Regions from separate parts of the Homo sapiens genome. Here region 2 is linked to region 1. A link is a loop called in an ENCODE intact Hi-C map of the cell type or tissue named here. Cell type or tissue: heart right ventricle. All regions are shown on one strand.

Evidence for each region. Hi-C counts contacts between places; a loop is a spot of excess contacts. Peaks named below come from ENCODE experiments on the same cell type or tissue, not always from the same donor. Only the 100,000 strongest peaks of a DNase experiment are listed, where the experiment ranks them.
Region 2: a loop joins it to region 1, with 3 times the contacts of the local background. A loop is called at or near these places in 3 of 110 quality-filtered maps.

Annotation. Positions count from the first base shown.
Region 1 is chr9:7,376,094-7,378,593 of GRCh38, forward strand. No RefSeq gene overlaps it. Among named protein-coding and RNA genes, the nearest start is that of DMAC1, 420 kb to the right of the region's middle. In heart right ventricle, no CTCF peak of the experiment used is centred here; no DNase peak of the experiment used is centred here; H3K27ac peaks cover 1,116 bases.
Region 2 is chr9:7,316,531-7,319,030 of GRCh38, forward strand. The region is part of intron 1 of LOC105375970 (a long non-coding RNA gene); the gene reads left to right. Among named protein-coding and RNA genes, the nearest start is that of DMAC1, 480 kb to the right of the region's middle. In heart right ventricle, no CTCF peak of the experiment used is centred here; no DNase peak of the experiment used is centred here; H3K27ac peaks cover 979 bases.

The sequences.
Region 1 (2,500 bases):
AAACCTAATCCTAGTATGATACAACTTACGTGAGACAGCGAAAATTTATAATATAACATATCACCATTCTAAAGCTGGGGATAATCATGAGGGAACAAAAATCCTTACATATAAATACTCCCAGGTAAGACACCCTTCTGTTACTTCATTCAGATCCTTGACTTCATTTTACCAATGGGATATGGGTGATGTGAAGAGACACACAACTGGTTTCCCAAATACAGCTCCAAAAGAGAATTGGAGAGGGACAGGGAAAAGTCATCTGGAGTTTTGGGGCCAGGGAGAGCAGATTTGGTGCAGCTGTGTTGATGACTAGATTGGAGCTGTGGAGAGGAAAAGAGAATCCGTTAGACATTAGTTGTGTCATAACTGTCTAAGCTTTTTCAGAGCTGATTTTTTTTTTGAGGAATGTGGCCCTCTCAGGATTTTCCCATGAGGCATCCAGATTATTTGGGCTATTGAAAAAAATGCTACACCACCGTGTGCACAGCATTTTGCAGTTGAGAAAGCTTTATCTCACTTGATCCTCACAATAACACCATGCTGTAGGGAGGAGAGCTATAATCAAGCTCATTTCACAGATGAATTCATGGAGGTTTAGAGGGTTTTCTTCAATCATATAGCTTCTAAAAAGCCACACCAACATAAGAGCACTAGAACAAAAGATACGGCATATTGGGTCAATCTAATGGTTTACCCCACGAAATATTTCATTTTAACTCTTCAGAGCCAGAGACATGACCTAAAGGAGATGGCAGCTGCCTCTGTTAACATCAAAAATTGGGAATTCATCCAAACACCCTGAACCTCTCTTTGGCAACTGGCAAAAGATTGGGCATTTGAAATTTTTTCAAACCCTTCTTGAAACTATTTACATTTCTTGGCTTGTTCAACTCTTGGAGAGTAACAAGTTCCACATGTTTACCACCTGCTGTGTGAAGGCGTACTTCCTTTGGTTATTATTCTAAATGACTGCTTTCCAGGCCTAAGTGCTCCCCTACCCAAATCTCCTTCCCAACTGGTTATCGTCCCCAGGAAGCAATGTCTGCCTGGCTCACAGCCCCTGGCCCGCACACTTCTGCTGCTGTGGAGGTGCGCCTGATGGTCGTATCTTCAGCATCACAGCATGAGGAAGTATGGGATTGCTTTTAGGTTGCAAACACTGCCTATGTGCTGGAAAAAATAAACTGGAATCCAGGCTTTTCCCCCAAATGCTCTGACAGCTTGAAAACTGAAGCAAAGATTGCCATTATGAAACTTTTGCCTTTCTTGTGGCTATGTCCTTTTGAAAACCTTCACTGTCCTAAGGAATTCCACGCTAGTCCAAATGAAAGAACTACAAAATCATACTTGCATGAATGTGCTATTCTGGTTTGAATCCTTTCTAGCGACTGACCTTGCTAATGTGAACGTGTTCATATGGTTAAGATTAATGAGTCAATTATTTTTATACAAGCTATCCCTCATGTAGGCTGTTTTCCTTCACTTGACTATATTAATTAATAAAAAGCATTCAGTCCTCTTTTTATTGGAGTTTGTGGTTAATCAGGTGCAATTATCAATAAAACTATGGTGAATGTCTATGTGCTCAGGCACCGCTAATGAAAATAGGATATATTTAGCTATGAAGAGAAATCTTAAAGTTCCTCTTCAGTGAGTGTTTCCAGAAAGAAATAAGGCTATAGATCTTGGAAGTCAGAAGCTGCCATTATAAATATAGTTGTGTTTTTAATTAAATAAATACTGAAACAAATGTGATTGAATATGAGATAATCCATTCATGTGGATATTATTTCATGCCATGCTTTAATTAATGCTTCCTGGGGCTTGGCCTGGCTCTTGCCAGTTGAAGAGTAGAGTAGGCAAATATATCTGCTATAAATACACAAAGGCTTTCATGCAATCAGTCTACCTGCACTAGAGCTCTGAAATGACAGCATTACTTTAGGAAAGTCCAAAATTTAAAAAAAAAAAAGTTACAGAAAAATTTAGGGGACAATTATTTACATCATCAATGTTTTTTTGGTTGTTGTTTTGTAGAAGGTTGTAAAGGAACGAACACATATAAAGCAGTTTGCTCCTGGTGCAGTGGCTCATGCCTGTAATCCCAAAACTTTGGGAGGCTGAGGTGGGTGGATTACCTGAGGTCAGGAGTTTGAGACCAACCTGGCCAACATGGTGAAACCCTGTCTCTACTAAAAATCTCAAAGTAGCCAGACGTGGTGGTGCGTGCCTGTAATCCCAGCTCTTTGGGAGGCTGAGGCTGGAGAATCACTTGAACCTGGGAGGCAGAGGTTGCAGTGAGCCATGACTGTGTCACTGCATTCCAGCCTAGGTGACAGAGTGAGATTACCTCTCCAAAAAAAAAAAAAAAAGACTTTGCTTAGTGACTGGCATACTGTAAATAGTTACAATGTTATTGTCTTCATTATTATTCTTACTAATGTTCCTTTAAACATGGCCTTTCTTAGAACTCTTGATATAATGACTGAATTAGATA
Region 2 (2,500 bases), 60 kb before region 1:
TGGAAAGCTCTGTCTTTTGTGAAGCAAAATGCTAAGCCCAGGTCTGGGGCTTTGTGGCCGGGATTCATTTATTGCTCATTATGAATAGGTTGATGAGAAGTAGGTGGGTAAAAAATGAGGGAAAAGCTTTATGATGAAGTTTATCCTGTTTTCTGGGCCTGGCTCTAGGAAAGCTGATTAAATGAGGTTGGGGCTGAACAGGGCTGCCCTACTTAAGGCTTTTGTCAGCACTTTCTTTGTAAATTCTAATTTCCAGGACCTAGAAATGGCTGTGTTGAAAATATTCTCTGAGGACTTGAGGTTGGTGTGGAATATCTTTATCAGGCACCAAATAATCCTGTCAAGTTTCAAAAGAGGAACAGAGAGAGAAAGAAAAAAAATGTTGGAAAGAGAATGAAAAATGCAGACAGGGAAAGAGAAACAAAGGAAGCAGAGAGGTGGAAAGGTTAAAGGAAAAGAGAAAAAGAGAAAAAAATTATTTTTAGGGTATCTTAGAAACTCCCCTGAAAATGGCACCTCTATCTCAGGCTTTTCTCCTTGCCCAGGCCCTCTGCTCTTATAATTAACTAGAAAGAGCTCTGCCACAGAGCTTCCTGCTGTCTGTCTGTTCCTATGGCGAGGTCCCTGCTCCCACAGGCTGACATACTCTCAGCCGCCTGCCCTTCTTCCTGTCAGTGTGTTTACTCAGCTCCTTTTCCATCAAACACTATACCAACCCGATCTCTGACTTCTTTCAAATTTTAGGCCAATGTTGGTTCCGTAAAAGGATCTTTGATGCTCTTCTTGGAGGCTACTGAGTGGGCTCAGAACTAAAGATGAGGCTTGGGCCAGAAACTACAAAGGAAAGTGAGGCCACAGTTAGTTCTATCTGAATACCAACCCCAGTAATTCCAGATTGTTAGGTTCCCTTAGCATGAGGACTCCCAATCCCTGTGGCAGAGGCTGTGGTGATGACTTGAGAGGGTTCAAGGTTGGGTTTGCCATGTCAGGGCAGGCATGTACAAAAGAGTTGTGGGTGGCCATGCCTCCACCTCTAGGAAAGGTGGAGGTTCTTACCATGCACTAAAGGGAGTCACTGCTGTCTGGCTCCCCTGCTCTGAGAACTGTGGATACAACTGTTTGTAATATATAGGGCCATATTTGGGCGCTCCCTTATTGCTTTCAATTCTTGATCTATTCCCTCAACACTGGAAGTAATACCTGTGAAAAGGCAGCCTGAAGACTGAGTGCATGTGACTAATTTTCTCTCCCTTCTCAAACCCCATGAAAACAATTATAGAGGAATAAAATATATATAAACCCATAAGCATAGAGAGAAGAGCAAAGGAGACAACTGCTAATGAAAACTTTCTATATATTTTAGGAAGATGGAATGTGGAGAGGGTGGCTGACTGAACAAGGTAGGGACAGTAACAACCTGAGTGTCCTCAGATGGGGGGAGCTTCAGTCAGTGCTGCAGAACTCCAGAACGTCCCAGGACCTGGAGGGAGGGATGAAGTGCAGAGTTGAAACCAGGGGCATTGAGTCTGAGAGCAGAGTGCCTGCAGACTTCCCAGTACTCTTCTCCCCTCACCCAGCCAGGCCATCACCGCACTGGCCATGAGGTACAGAGAGGCAGGGTGTTAGCGATAAAACACAAAGCTGAAAATGGGAAAGATTTAATAAAAATATACACATTGAATAGAACACCATTACCCTCTCACCCCCGCCTGCCCTTTCTTACAGAGCTTGTAGAAATCTTATGTATAGGCATAAGAGTAGATCCAGCAGTGGATTGGATAATTCTTCTCTGGAAGAAATTGGGGTTATACCAAATAAAAGAGCCAGTTTTTAAGATGTTCACCCAGTATTAAGAATCACAAATTGACAAGTCTAATATACATACACAGTATATCCAATCAACTTTTAATAATTTGTTTCTAAATCTAAATGACCAAGCAAGAAATACAAGATATTTGAAGAACTCTTCCAGTATATAGTAAAGGAACCAAAACAAAAAACAGGATCTATCCACCCTCCAAGAAAAAGAGGCAATGCAGAGAGGAAAAAAAAAAGAAAATTTGCATAATCATATTTTAAGAGAGATGAGGAAAATATCACAGTCTGGGTTCTCAGCCTTTAAAGCTGGTATCAAGGGACTCATGCGCAATGTCAACTTATCAGAATCTTGGAAGGAAGAGTAGTGATTGATGAGCACCTGCCTCTAACCCCTAACCTTTGGCCCTCAGGCTTAGGTATGCTCTAGAAAGCCAGATCAAAATATTAGCTTTATTAATGGGGGCCCCTTAGTTGCCAAAGGCCAGGGTAAAGGCAGGTCAGAGAATGCAATGGGGACCTACTGCTAAGGTGGAATCTGGAGAAATGCTTCCACTTGTGGGTGAGCTGGCTCTGCTGAGCAGACTGATCTGTTCCTACAGTTGATGCAGGGAGAACCACTGCTCTCCTCCCAATGTCTGCTGCTGGCAGTGTCAAGAGCTGCAGGGAAGGTAGAAAGGCTGTG